2 separate regions of the Homo sapiens genome follow, and region 2 is linked to region 1. A link is a loop called in an ENCODE intact Hi-C map of the cell type or tissue named here. Cell type or tissue: tibial artery. All regions are shown on one strand. Each heading gives the region's core, and the rest is flanking DNA. Links, peaks and the distances in the headings are about the cores only.

Region 1 (10,717 bases), core at 1,032-9,031:
GGTTACTCAATAAAGTCAATACAGAAACATGAATTAAATTTCTATATACTAAACACATATATTTGTAAAATGAAAAATATATAGCAATAACATTTACACTAGCATCTTAAAAATATCCAAAACCTAGGGGGAAATCTATCAAAAGATGTGCAAGAACTTTGCGCAAAACATTACAAAACACTCGAGAGAAATTAAAGAAGACCTGGAGTAAAAGAGAGAAATTCTATGTTAGTGGCTTGGAGCACTCCCTAATTTAAATGTCAGCTCTCTCTAAATGAAGCTATGGATTCAATAAAAGTCTCAGCAGGATTTTTAAAGAACTTAACTAGCATTTTCTAAAGTTTATATGGGATTGCCAAGGTTCCAAACTAGCCAAGACCTTCTTGAAGAAGAAATGGGGTAAGAGGACTTGCTCTACCAGGTATAGAGTCTGCTTATCTTACTGCAGTAATTAAGACTGTCATTTTCATTCAAAGATAGTTAGATGGAAGTGCACGTCACTAGCATTTTCCTGTATCTGGGTATTCCCTCCTTCCAGGCAAATCGCAAACAGCACGTCACAACCTTTTGCAGGTGGGTGGAACTCTGACTGGTTCTGACAAATAGGCTGTAACAAGAAGGGAATGATGGGTGATGCTTTCATTCTGGGTCGATGAAAACCTCATGGACCATTTCCAGTCTCTCTCCCCTGGATGGAGAGTACTTCCAATGGTGCAGACACTTCACCTTGCAAAGGGCGGTTGGCCTGATGCATCTCCTGCATCAGAAGTGAACTGCCAATGGAAAACAAAAATGACTTTAGTGTATTCATCAGTGAGATGTTGGGGTTCTTTGTTACCTGAAACAAAGCACAGCCTGTCTGATCCTGTTCAACTTATAGACAGACCAATAGACTCCAAGAGTGCCCAGAAAGAGATCTACCCATGTATGAACAATTGATTTTTCAACAAAAAGTGAAACTGCAAAGTAGTGGAGAAAGGACAGCCTTGGTCCAACTGAATATTCATTTGAGAGAAAAAAGTAGAACTTGTCTCTACTGCATGCCATACACAGAAATCAATTCTAGGTGGGTTATTAACCTTATTTGAAGGGCAAAACTGTATAAAGCTTTAGAAGAAAATATGAGAGAATTCTTTATGACTCAGGAAATGATTTCCTAAATAAGAAACAAGAATCATTAACCATAAAGGAAAAAATAGTTCAATTGTATTCTATTAAATTTCACAAGAAAAAAAAGTTTTGTTATAAAAGGAAATAACAAAGTGAATACCTAAATTTTAATAATTGTTATCTCTGGGTGATTACAGGCTGAATTTATTTTTCTGATTTTGCTTATCTCTTTTTTCCAATTATTCTCTGACGAATATGGATCTCTTTTGTAATTTAAAAAAAAAGAAAAAGAAAAAACTAGAAAGTTGTTAGTTTTTGTTTATGTTTGTAATTAAGAAGAGGTGGTAATCCCAGCACTTTGGGAGGCCAAGGCGGACGGATCATGAGGTCAAGACCATCCTGGCTAACACGGTGAAACCCTGTCTCCACTAAAAATACAAAAAAAAATAGCTGGGAGTGGTGGCAGGTGCCTGTAGTCCCAGCTACTCGGGAGGCTGAAGCACGAGAATGATGTGAACCCAGGAAGCAGAGCTTGCAGTGAGCTGAGATCGCATCACTGCACTCCAGCCTGGGTGACAGAGCAAGACTCTATCTCAAAAAAAAAAAAAAAAAGAGGCGCTGCAAAGTGAAGATGTGGAATAAGAGTCTTCCAGACTTTACTCTTTCTTGGTTGCTAACCCAAAAGGAAAAAAATCCTAATGGTGGGATTTCAGGCAGTGAGGAAGGCGGATGTAGGTGGGATTTGTTGGTCATTGTGGCCTTTTTCCATTCAGGCACTAGAACACCATCCAGGCATTCTGCTATCCCTTGTTTAAAACCTTTCTGCTGCAGATTCACAATCTCTACTTCTAGAGGGAGATGCCCTTGAGAGGTCTTCTCCCCTCTCCCTTTTCCATTTATAGTCTTCTTTCTTAGATAGAAATACATTTTGACTCAAGTGTCTTTCATAGGGCTTAACAGACCTGGACATGTGGCACCAGTGGCCCTGCCCCACGTGGCTGTCCATCTGGTCTCCCAGTGACAGACACTGGAGCCCTCTCTCTTCCTTTGGTCACACCACGCCAGGACCTTTGTAGAATGTTTATTAGGCACACGTTTGACTCTGAGCAGCTTGAATATAAAGGACTCTTAAGATCTAAAGCGCAAGCAAAGAGACTTATTTTGGCTCTTGGTCTTTATAGTTATATTGGCTCTTATTTATTTCTTAAACATTTATTGGGCACAGGTAGTAAACTCATCATAGACCATGGCTCCTGAAGCCCTGATAATTTAATACCTGATTTCTGGAGTCTGGGGAAACATGGAAGGTGTCCTGTAGGATGAGGCAAATTAGCTGTCAATAGGCAGAAATGGCCAGCCATAGAGAAAAGTGGGCTTTAAATGGGTTTAGATATTCAAAAGTGCCTCATGATGGTCAGAAAGAAGTCTCTGGAGTAAGGATGGGCATTAGTAGCCCCTATACTCATCTCCACCATTAGTCTTTATTGAATACTTACTATGTGCCAGAGACTGCTGGCCAGGTACTTTACATACATCATCTCATTTAATACTCACAGCAATCTTGGAACATATATGATATTATCCCCTTTTGGAAGATGAGGAAATTGAGACTCAGAAAAGGTTAGGTAATTTGCCCAAGGTCACATGGTTAGAAGGGGGTGGTGTTGAGCCAGGAATCCAGTCTGTCAGACTGGAAATCCTTATCTCTTTTTCTGACAGTAACTACTGCTCTGGGCAATGACCGTCATTTGTCTACATCTTCACAAGATATTTCCATTTCCATTTCATGCACTTTTGAGGTAAAACAGGATCATTGATTTATGAAGACTGTTTTTATCTGACATCCATTTCTTCAGGACGACTTTCTGCACTGCAGACATTTGCCCCCTGTGATGATGGGGTCCTTGCTACAACATGCTGTCACAAGGTCTAAATGAGATCGTGCATATAAAACATGTCGCTCAGAGCATGACACAGAGGAGACTCTCAACACACTAGCTTCCATTAGGACTGTCGCTCCCTCGGTCCCAGCACTGCCTGTTCCTCTTTACCTTTGCAGGTAGTGGGGAAAATATACAAGGAGACCTAGATTCTGAGTGTTTCTTGGACACGGGTGCTGGCAGCTTTGTGCAGGAGTATCTCTCAACATCCCTGGAGTCAACATTCTGAATGTCCTGTGTGATGCTGATATCACCAACTCTGTAGACCCTGAGCCTGCTCACTATCACTGAGCCTTCACGTCAAAACAGGAAAATGATGAGAGGTGACTGGTGCTCCGGTAAGAAACTCCGATAAGTTTCTGCATCAGATCCTGTACATGAGAAAAACTGTCATGAAGAGGCAGCACAGCATAGAAGCTAGAAGATCAAATCTGGAATTACGCAAATCAGGGTGTGAATATTGGCTCTGCTCCTTCCAGCTCTGTGACCTGGGGCAAGTTACCTAACCTCTCTGAGTCTCTGTTGCAGCTGTAAAGCAGAAATAGTAATAACTATTTCACAGCTTTATTAGCAAAAGTGCATGATATAGTGATGTTAAGTGCTTAACACAGAGCCTGGTCCACAGGAAACACTAAACAAATGTTTGTTGTTATTATATCGTTGTTAAAAGCAAAAAAAAAAATAAAATAAAATAAAAACCTGCTATGAGACTTGTTTTGCAGATTAATAAGCAATTACTTTAAATGACTTTTCTCCCCAACTAGCTAAGTCTGCTGTTTGATAGGTTTGAACGAATCAGTCAGCTGTTGAAGTCTCACTGAGCGCATGCAGCATGCCCTGGTGTGTATAGATGCAGGGGCTTGGCAGGCCCGGAGGCCAACAGGCTTAACAAGGTGCGCTAGCTGAACACAGCAAGATGAGATGATTGAAAAGTCTACTTGAAATGTTTAAATACAAAGTAACTTGGCAAGGAGATAGAATCAGGACAGCTGACCTGCTCTAGGCCTCAATTTCCCCATCTGCACAAGAAAAGGGCTGGACTTTATGTCGCTTTCTTGCGTCTCTGACCTTTATGAGCGAAAGAGTCTGATTCTGCCAGGACCATTTTAGCTGCCCTATGAGTGCATCTGGCAATTCCTAGTTCTGCATGGTCTGGTAAAACTTGGCATCTGATGCCCCTCTATAAGTCAGAGTTTTGCAGGGCTCATGCAGGCCCACCAGCTAGGGCACATCTCCCCCACCCCCAAGCCTCCTGAGGACACGCCAATTCCAACATCTCCCACCTCCCACCATACGCAATCACAGGAGACATCATTCCAACTGGAGTTCCCAGTCCACGAAGAAAAGAGAGATCTTCTCTAAACAGGGTCCTGTCTGTTTCCAGCATAAACCACCTGAGATGTTCAGAAGGAGAGTTCTTTCTTTCCTCCACAGCTTCGGAAAATCATTCTTTTGCACGTTCAGAGGGGGAAAAGTTGGCAACAAAACTTGACTTTTTACCAGAATGAAAACTTTCTTTGGGGTTAAGGAAACATTGCCATCTGGTGGCATAATATAGAAATAACTGGACAGAGTGATGAGTTTCTAACCCACAAAAGATGAAGTCACACAATTCCAATCAGAAAGAACTAGAAGGGTCCTTAAAGCTTAGATCCAATGCTTTTACTTTACTGAGTAACGGAACTATTGTATAGAGATGGCTTGTGAATTTCAAGACTAGAACTCAGATCTTCTCAACTTTATGTAATTCAGCTGTCTCTCATCTCCACAACTCACTCCACACCCCAACATATACACACCTCATACTTAGGACTGAAATGCTTTAATAATTCAGGCTGGCAGGACCACGATCGTTTTCATCCTGCATGTGCCCTCGTGCTTTTTATCAACATCATGGGAGGCAGAAGAGGGAGATCAGAGGCACTTTCAACTAGCAACCAGCTACAGGGTTTACAAAGATAAGGAGGAGGCCTATCAGAAGCCAGAGGAAGAAAGAATGGATTGATTAGGGAACTGAAACTTCTGTTTCATGTTTCCAGCTCAGGAGGCAGTGGGGCTTGCATTAACTCTCTAAACCAGCAAGAGCTATTTGAGCTAACAGTAGGGGATGCCTTCTGTTTGGGGATTTTGGATCCTGAAGATAGTAAGTTCAGTGACTTGAGTATAAAAACCCTCATTATTTATGCAAAGTGTGAAAATCTATTATTGTGTAAATTGAGCCACGTAATTATAGGCATAGTCATTTCCACCTCTTATATTTGCATATTGCTTTGCAGTTCACTACATGCTTCAACATATTTAAAATTATTTAATCTTTATAAACACCCTATGGTGGGAATTATTACTCATTAGTAATGAGGAAATAGAGGTTTGGAAAAGTTAAGCAACTTTCCTGAAGTCACAGCACTATCAATGGCAGCACTAGGACTTGAAAGAAGGGAGGAAACTTAATATTTAATCTACTCTGGGGCAGGTGAGATACAAAGTGCTTCCAAGGAAGCTATCAGTGGCTTCTCCCCTTGGGGAGTAGCAAAAGATCAATCACTCATTCTTTGTTCTTCCAACTTGACCACTGTAGAGACACCCAGTCTTCCTGCAGCTACCCTATCCAATTGTTATTTGCTTGACTGTAGGACGTACCAAAAAGCCATATGACATTCATGTTAATTTAAATTTGACTTGGAGAAATTTTTCCAAATATTACAATATCCTCTGAGGCACAACAGGACTCAGCCAGCAGTCCACCAGCCTGGGTCCTTGAGGCTGTTCGAAGGGCTTTTCACCCAGTCACCACCTGAACTATTTCCAAATAGCCCTTTTGTAATGCTCTGACAAAGAGGATTCTCTGTGTCTCCTTTCCTGGGTCCTCACCTCTGAGCATCAGGGCCTAAAGCCCAGTCCTCAGACCACTACTCTTTTGGATCTAATCTTTCTATAAGGGGGGTCACCTGGTCTCATGCCTTTAAATGCCATGTGGACACAGATGATTCATATACTGATACCCAGAACCCCAGCCTCTCCCTCTGCACTCCCAACTCATATGTGCAGCTGTCTACTCAACATCTGCATGGCAATATCTAAGGCCCATATCCAAACTCCTGGTTTTCTCCAACCCCTAAGTCATCCTTTCACAACCTCTCCCATCATAGTAAGTGGAAATTCCATTCTTCCAGTTTCTCAGGTCAAAAACTTTGGCATCATCCGTGAGTCCCTCTTTTCCTCTCATGAGCCAATCCATCTGTAAATCCTGTCAGCTCTGCCTTCACAGAATTTTCTACTTCTCATCCTCCATCGCTACCTGGCCACCTTCACCTGGACAACTGCAATAGCCTCTGACCTGGTCTCCTTGTACAGCAACTAGAGTGTTTCAAGACGTAAGTCAGAACATAACACTCTCTTGCTCAAAACCTTCCAAGGGCTTGACATCTTGCCCCGGTTGCTCCATGATCTAGCCCATTCCCCTCTCTAACTTGATCTCCTACCATTCTTCCCCTGTTCCCCCCTCTTTACCATATTGCTGCTTTCTGTCTCACCCACTCAACATGTAAGAAACTAAAGAACAGGGGTTTCATTCCATTCCATGCTGTAACCCAGGGCCTAAACAAAGTCTGGAGCATGGATGAGGCTCAATACATCTTTCCTGAAACACAAACGCCTTTTCCTTCAGCCTGGGTTGTTCCTTGATATCATCGATCCAGAGCCTGATGTAACTGCCTCCTACTGCATTTTCACCGTGGACCTTCTTACACTGTGCCCCGTGGTGAGGGAGTCCTGTGAGCCCCAGGGTCTTCACACCACCTTTCACACTCCCGGCAAGGCTGTGATGGGCATGCCCTCCAGGCTTTTAGCCATCTCTTCAGGGTGCGGTTTCTCAATGACCATGTGATCTTCCCATTGGCAGTTCCAGATAAGTACAAACAGCCGAATGGTGCCAGACAGTAGAGCCAACCAGGAACTGAGAGAACACTGATTCTGCTGATGCACCAGGTGTGCTCAGATGCCAGCCAAGACCACACAATTCAGGGGCTGACAGTTCTAGATAAGCACAAACAACTGAATGATTTATTGATCCCTTTCCCCAAGTCCATATAACATCTGCTTCAGTTACAATTGAGAGGTTTAAATAAGGAATGAAAGTGGAGGGGAAATAAAGAGCTAAAACTAAAAAGATTGAAAAGGAAAAAGTTTTGAGGGGTAATGAGGAGCATCAGGGTACACGCTTGGGTTGGTTGTTTGTCACTGAAGAAGACAGTAACCTTTTGGGGGGAACTAGGAATTCCAAAGACGTTCCTCACACCTGCAATGTTGCCAGACATTCAAACCCTATAACCTTTGGGTCAACAAGACTCCTTTTTTTAAAATGCAAGTGTTTCCAGGCCATTAATCATTTACAGCTTATTACAAATTGTTGCTGGCCATTTGGTATCAACCCTATTGTAGAAATAAGAGTATTGATGGGAAGCAGATGAAAGGGAATGGTACTCTGTGGGACATATGTTTTAAAAGATTAGTTTGGCAAAAAGTGGGGTCCCTGCGTAGCCAGAGGGCCATGAAAAGAACAAAGGATACTTTGGGAAGCAGACAGGCTGAGAAGAAAAAAAAGGATTATCTCCTGGAGACAGGGAAATGGCTGAAAAAAGAAGACAGCTGGGCACCAAAGGAAAGCAATAGTGCCAACTCATGATAACTGATTGTTAAGTTCTCAGAGATTTTGCAAACCACTTGTTAAACCCAGCCATTATTCGAAATTAAAATATAAACTTAAAATTAAATAAATTGTATTTAGAAACAAAGGTAATAAACACTCAAAACTTACCAGTTCTTAATTATGACTACATTTTACTATTGTCTATGCTCTGGAAGTTATTTATAGCCACTGTAGCTATAGAGTGAGAATACTCTATAACGGTGTACTTTACACATCTCTTCCCAACTCTATGTTTTGCTGTGTCATGTTGGTAGATAGAAATTGGCCATGATGGGAGTATTTACACCATGGAAATTGGCAGACACTACAGATCAAGGCTTGATTTATTGTTTTGTTGACCACCCAGACCAAGGCTTGGTAAATCTTATTTTGCAAAAGGCCAGATATTAAATAATTTTGACTTTGCGTCCATTAAATCTCTGTCCAACCTACTCGACTCTGCTTCTGCTATTGTAATACAAAAGCAGCCATATACAATATATAAAACTAGTGGACATGGTTGTGTTCCAGAAAACTTTATGTACGAAAACAGGTCAGGGGACCAGATATGGCCCCTAGACCACAGTTTAATAATCCCCAGTCTAGACTTATAAAAAGTGATGGAGAAATGCTAATAATGCAGGTTAAATTCTAAAATGTGACTGTAGCCAATGCATGGTGAATAACAGAAAAAGACTGAGGAAATATTCTTCCAGTATTCAAAAACTATTATCCAGTTCAACAAAAAGGTTGCTCGTGTTGTTAACAAACGATTGAAGGCCCAGTGTCTAGCTCTGCTGTTTCCCTTTCTTCTTACTCATTAACATAAAGGGAAATCTCAGCCCACATTCTTATCAGAATGGCACTTGTCCATCAATTGCAATAATAGATTGGATACACTATAGATACAAGAGCCTCAAACAAAAGTCAACAAGAGCATTCTGTGGGGATCAATTGGTTATAAGGAATTTACAATCAAGAGTACTGTATATTTTAAATTGTGATTACACAATCTTTGTATCAATAAATATTTACCAGCACACCAGGAAACACTACTTTTTTAATGTCCCTGAAGCTATTTTGTTAAAGCATCAGCCAGGTAGTACAGGGTTTTACAATATTTGCGGACGAATCATGGACCATCAGCAACATTTGTTCTTTTTCCATCATTCACCCTCTGCCCCATCTGTATGGCAGCTCAGAGAAGGTCTGTAAGGATCACAGCCCGACTTCCCCAGGCATCCACAAGGGACTGCCTAGTATAGAATCCCTGAGAATCACAGGGATCCACATGAGATACACTGCCTTTTCAAACTGAACCCCAAAGTTTCCACTAGAGACATACATACTAGGACCCTTAAGTTCCTACACACCACTCCTGGGAAGTAAATGCTATTTTCAAACCAAAATTGGGTATATGTCTGACAAAGGTGTTGCACATGTAAACTAAGCGTATTGTAGGAAATTTAGACCATGTGGTCATATTATTGAACACCTTATTTTCTGCCTCCATTTCCAATAAGCCCGTTTGTGAGAAAGTTTTAAAACATTGACCAATGAATTCATGGAGATCAATGATTTAGCAGAATATCTGAACTTAAAAAATAAGGATGATTTTAAATGTGTTATTATTCTTGAGGAACACAATTTCTAGCCAAAACAGAGAATCAGACCAGTCTAAGAGTGATGTTATTTTAAGTCTACTTCGGAAAATGCTGCCTAGATCCAGGACCATTAACGATACTGCTGCATATAGTGTGGTCAAACAGTCAAAACATGTAGCCCTAGAATTATGACCCTAAGAATTGTATATGATTCTATAACTTGCTCATGTTAAGTTTTGGCTTGGGACCCTGTTTACATTCCTATTGCCTCTATTAGGCTGTGTGCTGTTAAAGGCAATGACTATGTTTTGTTCTAATTTCCCAAATGAGTGACACCTTTCACAACACAATGTATAGCCTCCATCACTACACAAGAGAGAAACAGATTTTGCACAGCTGTTGGGGTGTAACTTAGCATCCTCAAACACTGCACTGGGACAGAAAAATGTGCAGGCACCTTGTTCATTCTCACACAGAGAAAGAAACGGGTTTTGTGTACCAAAAAGAGCAGCAGACTTGTCATGAGAGCTGGGTTCAGATGCCGGTTCTGACCATGAACAAGCCTCTTGCTTCACACATCCCGCATCCCTCCATTTATCCCCATCTCCAGGGATGCGCTTCAAGTTCAGCAGTCATGTCTCCCACGTCCACCAAGGTTGCATACAGATTCTTTAACAGCGTGCACAAATGCTTTATGGTCTTCTCCCTGACCCGGTCCCTGCTGCACTTTATGCCACACCATTCCATTCTTTGTTCCAGCCGCATTGGCCTTTCAGTTCTTCGTATATGCAAAGCCCCTTCCTGCCCCTGAGCCTTTGCTCATGCTGTTCCCTCCCTCTCTCCAACCGTAGACTTCATTTCATCTGGCTGACTCTTCCTTATCCTGCAGACTTAATGCACTGCTTCAGAAAAACCACCTCTGAGCCCCAGACTAGGACAGCTTATGGCCTTTATACATTCCCATAGCATCTTGTACTTCTTTTTCATGACACTTGTCTCAAATGTATTTAATAGACTATTTGTGAAATTATTTATTTAATATCTGTTACCCTTGGAAACAGACTAGGCTAGACTAGAAACTCCAAGAGGTCAGGGACATGTGCCTCTGCCCCCTGCGGTATCCTCATTTTCTAGCACATAGTAGATACTCAGTAAATGTGTTGAATGAATGGCTGGAGAAGTTTTATCTCTCTGAAACTCATTCACAAATGGCAATAATTCCCACTTCACAGGACCTTCATGAGGACTACATTGGATAACCCATGTAAAGCCCTTGCATGGTGTCTTCTATATGGCTGACAATAAATGTTTGTTGAATGACTATAAACACTGTAACTTCTAAGATGCCACCTCTTTAAATGAGTATGGTTTAAGGA
Region 2 (8,000 bases), core at 1-8,000, 720 kb before region 1:
AGTAGGCTCAGTATCAAGGTCCCTTTGGATTAGGACAACCTGAGGAAGAATGGTGTAGAATCCACCTCAGGGAGAGGATGGTTACAGATTCCTTAAGCCTGGAAGGAAGGCACTGAAGAGGACTTGAGGACAGGAAACTCTTTTAAAGGGACGTGGCATTTCCAGAGAGAAAGGGTGCGTGAGAGACATCTTCTGTGTCCATGAGTACAGCTAGAAGTCATTTAAAATAACCTGTCTTGAGTGGAGGAGGCTCCTTGACCAGAGTTAGAAACAGAAATGTAAAGAGGAAGATGAGCTCCCCGCAGAGTGGAGACTGCCTCCTCCCAGGCGACAGGGCCTGGTTTGCCCAAGTTAAGTCCCTGTGTCTTTGTGAGCAGAGAGGTCTCCAGCTTGCTTTCTGGGGCTTACTTTGAACCAAAGTGAGATTTCCAAGACAGTAACTGGCTGTAAGATATGACCTTACAACGTTAAATCCAGCCCAGTAATAGAGACCGCATGGGTTCTTTTCCTCCAGAAAATTCCGTGATCTGTGTATGTTCACTCGGCCAATACTTGTGAGCAGGACGGGCTGCCAGGCTCTCTGCTTTGTACAAGGATGCCACGGGGGGAGGAGACAGATGAGGACCCTGCCCCAAGGAGCTCACTTACATTAAAGGGGAGGGAGGTAGACCAAAACAAACATCAGGGAAACACAGAAGAGACTTAAACATTAAGACAGGTGTTCTCTGAGGGCTAGAGGCAGGATGATAGGCTGGTGGTAACTAGGGGAGATATTTCAGCTGAGAGGATAGGGGATCAGAATGAGTTAGGCCTACAAAGAGCTGGGGAAAGGAGCTTCTCAGTAGAGGCACAGATATGCAGAAGCTGAAAAGTACTTATAATGTTCAGAAAAGAAAAAGGAGGCTGTGTGAGGCCAGTGTGGAGGTATAGTGAGTGGAGGAAGGTAAACTCAGCTCAGGCATGACTTGGTGGGCCAGGGGAAGCTAAGGATATAGATAGGGTTATAGGTAGCCACACTTACCTATAGACTGTATGCAGACAAGAAGAAAGTTGAGTAGGTCAGTTTATGGTTTTGCAGGTTTTATGATGAGACATGATGGTGGCTTAGGGACAGGGAGACTGGAATTAGCACCTGCTATGCTTTGGATGTCTGTCCCTTCCAAAATTCATGCTGAAATTTAGTTGCCATTATAACAATATTGATAAGTGGACCCTTTGGGAGGTGATTAGGCCATGAGGTCTCTGCTTTCATGGATGGGATTAATGCTGCTATAAAAGAATGAGTTTGGCTCCTTTGTGCCTCTCTTTGCCTTTCTACCTTCCTCCATATAATGATGCAGCAAGAAGGCTCTTGCCCGATGCTGATATCTTCATTGTGTACTTCCCAGTCTCCAGAATGGTGAAAAAATAAATTTCTGTTTATCATAAATTATCCAGTCTTAGGTATTCTGTCGTAGCAGCACAAAACAGACTAAAACAGCACTTACATGGAGTTGTGCAACCGAACAGCTTCTGTGAATCAGGAACTCAGGCAGAGAACTCGGCCTGCGTTCGTGTTCCTATCTCCTCAGCTTCAACTTACATCACTGGCCTTTGCTATTTGAAATCTGGATTTCTGGAGTCAAACATAACTCATCTCGAATCCTGCTTCAGCAACTAACTAGCAAGCTGCCCTTGAGTCGAAGGGCTACTGTTGACCTAAGACGTAATGGATGTAAAATAGGTAGCAGCTGGCCTCCTGCCTGATCCTGACAGCCACCATTCATTTAGATCCATGAGTATTTCTCTTTTAAACCAAACGTAGGCTTCTTTAGCATCCTTAGGATAGGTTGACAGTTGGCTTTGGTTCCCTTTTCTTTCCTGGGAGCATGACTCTGCTGTTCACATAAGCTTCTCTTGTGATCCTCCCTGCATTCTCTTCACACCAATGTTGCCCAGATGAAGGGGCCACATTGAGGGGAGAAGTGGGCTGCCTGTTCTCCCCTCACACAGCAGGCCCTAGGCTTCCTCTCTCCCTGCACGAGTACATGTGGCCAGGCTAGAACAGAGAGCACCCTGCCTCACCTCAGAGAACACTGACCTCCCTTCCCATCCATTTTAAATAACTGGCAGTTCAGCATTGCTTCCTATGGGAACCAGCACAGTAGGATTGGGTCCCTATAGCTTAACATACAGCACAGACTGTGGAAATAACTCAATGGAGGTGAGGTCATCTGAGTTGACATCCCAGTTCTGCCCATAACTCCATGACGTCCAACAAGTCACTTGACTTTCCCGTACATCTTCTTCCGTATCTATTCGGGGTTCAGCCATCTGTTACCTACTACATGCCAGCACTGACAATCTAGGATTCTGCATTGAGTTCTATTTTAATGCCCCTGGAGGTGGTGTTTTTTAAGCTCAGATGTGGATTTTTATAGCACTCTGCATGTAGGGTGCCTGGCACCTTTAAAAATAGGACCACTGCCATGGATGTCGAGGAATAGCGGGAGAGGTTCCTTGTGAGTCATCTGACAGAGACACTTGGGGAACATTGAGAAAGGCTTGGCATCACTGCTCAGAAGGAGTGGCTGTCTTCCCACCTTGAATTTGGATCTGAAATATAAGCAAATGCTCCTGCCATGGTGGCTGCTGGCAGCTGGCACTCTTGGTGCCCAGATGGAGATTTCCAGCTGAGCCTGGCTCTAGAAGGAGCCCAAACTGAGGCAGCCTGTGATACCCCTGTCCAGTGGGGACCAGGTAGAGGGGAAAACAGGTGGATCATGAGTTGCTGATCTGACCCCTGCCAAGGCTTCCTATTCTTAACCAGATCCAGGGCCCATCACAACTGGAAGGACCATCACAACTGGAAGGACCATCTAACTGGGTCTCACAATTGGGAAGAGCATCCAAGTTAGACATTTCATACTGTTTCTGAGCTACAATCATAGGAGTGAAAGAAGACATTTATCCCCCAAGTTTAAGCCTGTGTCCTATTATTGACTACAGTACTTATAGTACATTTGCAAATTATTTTCATACATTCTATATTTATGAAATTGTGTCATTTGAAGCAACATGGATAAGACTGGCGGTCGTTATCTTAGGTGAAATAAGCCAGGCACAAAAAGACAGATATTGCATTTCTCATTTATATGTGGGAGCTAAAATATTTGAACACATGGAAAAATAGTGGAAAAATAGATAACAGAGGCTAGGAAGGGTGAGTGGGGGGAAAGGGGAAGGACGAAGGGAAGTAGCTTAAAGGGTACAAACATACAGAAAGATAGAAGGAATTCATTCAATGTTTGATAGCAGAGTTGGATGACTGTACTTAAAAAATGCATTGTACTCAGATGTTAGACACCTTAAATGCCCTGATTTGATCATCACACATTGTATACATTAAAAAATTTATCATGTACCCCATAAATTTGCACAAATAAAAAATTGTGTAATTATCTGTGATTAGGACAATTGTATCTCACTGTGTATAATAAAACACCACTTTGTAAATATAGACATATAAAATATTCTCCAGTTTTCATAACCTTGTTTTGGCATTTCTTAATTATTGTTAACCTGTTGGGAACCTTAAAATATATGAGTAGCCAATCTTTTTTTTTTTCACCTTATAGGCCAAATCTCAGCTCTATGCCTTTTTTCCCTCACTCTGTTAGATTCAAACAGTGACGAAGAAAGTCCTGGTTGCACCACCGCCGGACGAGGAGGCCAACGCAACCAGCGCTGTTGTCTCTCTGTTGAACGAGACTGTGACTGAGGTGCCGGAGGAGACTAAGATGGTTATCAAGAAGGGCCTGGAGTTCAAGGATGGGATGAACGTCTTAGGTAGGCCAGCTGGTGGTCCGGGATTCTGCTTCCCTGGCAATGGCTGGGCTATCCTGCACTCCCTTTTCAGAAAACTGATGACTCAGCTGTCCTCTAGGTGGAGCAGGAGGCTCTCTCTGGGGAGCAATTTGAGGGTCACTGGGACTGAGAGCTGAGCGATTTAAGGAAGAGAGAGAAGGGCAGAGGAGACCATAAGGGGACAGGGCAGCAAGAAGCTGGGTATGGGAAAAAAGGAGGGAGCTCACCGTCATTGGGCACATTCCCTGACTCTCTGTGTGGTGTTAGAAAGTCACTTTCTCTGACTCTCTGTGTTATTAAGTGACACATCCATTGCTTTCGTTTCTTAAGCATTTTTTAAAAGCTGCCCCCATGTACTGGTGCTGTGCTAGGTGCGGGGGCTGGACCACCACAGCCCTTAGTCTGCAAACAAATGCAATGCTACCAGGATTGTAAAGTGTTGGAGTAGGTACCAAGGGAGCTTTACAGATTATCTTGTTATCTTGTTTTACTTTCTGGGATCCCAGTGAGCCCTTTCTCCTAGCCCAGTACCTTCTTAGCATGCCATCCTAGAGGTTTTTGGGCTCTGCAGTTGGGCAGACCTGGGTTTGGATCCAGTATGGGCCACTTACTGGTTATCTGACCCTGGGCAAGTTACTCCATTTCTCTGAGCCTCATTTGTAAAATGGAAATAGGATTGGCATCTATTTTGTAGATTACTGTGAGGATGAAATGTGATTGTGCATATAGGGCACAGTAGCACATGCCATGTGCTCTCTCCGTATGAGCTGTGATCATTATTCAAAGTGGGTGGAGAGCTGAGGAGTTCAGTAAGAAAATACCTCCATGAGGGACAGAGGTTTATTACCATGTGAGCGGCTCTAGTCTGCCCAGTTTGCTCCCCTCCCACTCAGTGGGTCCACTCCCTTCCGTAACCTCCATCCATCACTAGAATGGTGTCCCCGAGACAGGAAATAGGGGCATTTGGCCAAAACCTGGGAGAAATGGTGAATCTGGATGGATGAAGTATGTTTATTTATCCAAGCACAATTTCTAAAGGTTTGGATGACAGCTACTTAGAGATGAATGAGCTCAGTAGTCCTTTCACGTTGTCATCTGAAAGATCACATGGCCTTGTCTCCTTAGTTGGGTTGTCAGATAAAATACAGAATGCCTGGATAAATTTGAATTTTAGATAAAAAGCAAATAGTTTTTTAGTGTAAGTCACAAATATTGCATGGGACATAATAATACTAAAAAAAAAGTATTCATTTTTTACCTGAAATTCAAAAAGTAATTGAGTGTCATGTTTGTTTGTTTGTTCCAAATTTGGTAAGCCTACTCCTTAGCCATCTAGAATGGTAGAGAGAAAGAGGAGAGAGAGGGAGCAGAATTGCACAGTCACTGAGAAGCAGAAGCAGATCTTTTTTGTTTGGCTTGGCAGGAAGCAGGTTGGATGAGTGAGAGTGAGGGAAGAGATGAGCTGACTAGGTTGCTGGGCAATGGAAGATCAATAAACATTGTTTAACAACCAGTGGGAGGTGAGAGGTGGAAGGAGCGAGGAGTAGGAAGGAGAGTTCCTCTGGGGAGATTTTGCAAATATCCCCAGCACCCACCACCGAGCAGCTCTTCTCCCTCACTGTCCAGCTATCTATGTTCCTTTCAGGTCCTTCCTAACTCCCCCATGGTCTTTTCTGGTGGGTCATAACTTAAAACACCCAACCCCCTTTTGTCAAAGTGTTCCTCAGTCTTCTCCATACTCAGGAGGAGCTTGAGGCCATGAACAATGGGGCCAGGGCTTTGGAGTGAATCATTCAAAGACTTTCCTGGTTGTTTCCAGAGTCTTGGTGGATTCTGGGAAGTCACAGGACCTTTGGCTCTACTGGGGAGTTTCAACACAACTCACTACTCTGTAACCCCAGCGGCCAAGTCCAAGAGGGTTTTGTTCAGATGCAACACCCCCGTTCCAGTGAGCAATTTCAATTAGGCAATGTTTACAAAGAAAAATTACAAGCTGAATACGGTTTCCATCCAAGTGCAGATCAAGGCTCTGGAAAGCCAAGGGAAGTTAGACTGTTGAGAAACTTCCCATTTACAAATCATGGCTGAAATAAGGTTCTTTCCACGGTCTTCTGAGGGTGGAGATAGTGGCTTTTTTATTTGTTTGTTTTGCTGTCTTTCTGTTTTTTGGCTTTGGAAAGTCCCGAGGATTAAGCACTTGCAATAAGTGAAGATACAACCCCAGCTCTTGCCTCCCACTTCTTTAAGGAACCATTTCTCTCCTAAAAAACCTCCAGAAACAATTCTGGTCTCCACCCTCTCCCAACTGCTTAAATCAACTCCAACTGTTCCTTTAAAAACCTATCTCTCATAGATATGGCCAGTTTCTGCTGACACTGAATGGAGCTTTTTTTATTCCAGTTCTTTGGGACCTTGATACCTCGGGCATTTTCTCTTAATTTCAAATGAAATTAACCAAGTAATATGAGCTATTCTCAGCCAGAATATTCAGATTGATTCTCTTTGACCTCCCACGTAGCAGACTCCTCTCCATGGGCTTGAGAGAAGGACTTGGGAATGGCCTGAAATTGATTTTGTACATTACTGCGGAACTAGTTCCCTCTGTCCTGGATCTAATCTTCCCTAAGCCTTTGTCTTTCCAGACCAATAACTTACTTGTGAAGTCATTTGTCAAGCTTTCTAGCTGAGAGCAAAAAGAGGAGATACTAAATGTGAAGTATTAGTAACCCCAAGTGCAAGTGATGGATTCTTTTTGCTGAAGATAGAAAGGATCCAGCAAAGGGTAGTTAGACAATCTGGGTTGATATGTGCTTGGTGTAAAGAGGTTAGTGGGTTAGATGACTAGGGAAAGAGTAAAGTCAAAGGTTCAGAGAGAAGGAATTTTGTTATAAGAGAATCAAATTATAATGCTAAAATTTACTGAGTATGGGTTAAGACTTTAGGCATAACTGGACACCATAGGAAACTGGATATAATAGGGAGGGACTGGAAATTAGGACTGCCAAATTGAGCAGGTTAGGTGTGGAGAAGAGGAGGAAAGAGAAGATGGCTCATACTTCAGAGTCAGAGAACAAGTCAGGTGGGGAAGCAAAGTCCTGTAGCCAAGGACATAGCAACACTGATTTATAGAACATGTAAGTAGTAAGAACTGAGACCTCAAGAATGGCAATACTAGATCAGGGGTCAGAGGTCAGGGAGCACATGGGGATTGGAAATTAGAAATCCAGATAGCCCCCAGGCAGTACTGGAAACACCTGTAAGCCGCACAATGTGCCCCAGTCCCTGGATGCGTTGGAGTGAGACTGCAGGCCTGAGCGTGAGGTACCGAGGGAGAGAATGGAAGGGACCAACAGGAGTGGTAGGAAGAGCAAAGCCAGGCCTAGCCTTGGAGGAACTAAAGTGTAGGGCAGATTCCCAGGATCTCAGGCACAGGGGATGAGGTAAAGCCAACACAGAAGTAAGACTCATGGTTGGGTATTGGAGTTGGTCCAAGACCTAGTGCAATGTGATGCTGACATGAAGAGGGCAGAGATGAAGCTCCTTAAATCTTTCCTGGGGTTAGGATTGACCCCAAAGGCTGATGTGAGGCTGGACTTAGATACAAGTCAAGAATGTCAAGTAAAGGAAGAAAAGAGTGGAGGGACTAGGAACTAGCAAAATCTGACAGTGAATCTATATTCTGTCTTTATGATCCTGAAAAAATAAATAAAATTAAAAAAGCATTCTAACCATTTCAATCATGAAAATAATTATGACAAATTCATAAATAACAGATTACATTTAAAAAAACTGGATAAAATGGAATTTCGGATTCCTTATTGTTTTCCCTTTGATTTTTCAGTATTTTTTTCTCCCTGTCATTTTATGTGTGTAGTAATAAAAAATAATTTTACATATAGGATTTTGTAAGAGTGAAACATACCAGCCATGCATTGATTTGGGATAATACCAAAACAAGCTAGATGTAACTCTAGCAAAGAATTTATTGGCTAATTGGCCTCTGCTATTCCAATATTGGCTCCAAAGTTTGTATGATAATCCCCAAGTCCCAACAGGCTTTTCCTCGTTAATCTGTGTAATAAAGGAATCTGCTTACACATGATTTCATAAGTGAGGGGAGGGAAAAGAGAGCACCTTTTAGTTTGGAATGAAAA

The links. A loop is a pair of places that touch in the nucleus more often than their neighbours do. Peaks named below come from ENCODE experiments on the same cell type or tissue, not always from the same donor. Only the 100,000 strongest peaks of a DNase experiment are listed, where the experiment ranks them.
Region 2: it touches region 1 in a loop (6-fold over the local background); 4 of 110 quality-filtered maps call a loop at or near these places.

Annotation. Positions count from the first base shown.
Region 1 is chr11:34,580,286-34,591,002 of GRCh38, reverse strand. No RefSeq gene overlaps it. Among named protein-coding and RNA genes, the nearest start is that of LINC02707, 15 kb to the right of the region's middle. In tibial artery, for the core only: a CTCF peak has its summit at 4,576 (motif pointing left); no DNase peak of the experiment used is centred there; H3K27me3 peaks cover 671 bases.
Region 2 is chr11:35,301,902-35,309,901 of GRCh38, reverse strand. SLC1A2 (solute carrier family 1 member 2) reads left to right here. Exons shown (of 11, transcript NM_004171.4): 5 at 3,660-3,828. Among named protein-coding and RNA genes, the nearest start is that of SLC1A2-AS1, 24 kb to the right of the region's middle. RefSeq lists an enhancer at 4,100-4,189. In tibial artery, for the core only: a CTCF peak has its summit at 3,915 (motif pointing right); a DNase peak (open chromatin) is centred at 5,681; H3K27ac peaks cover 1,255 bases.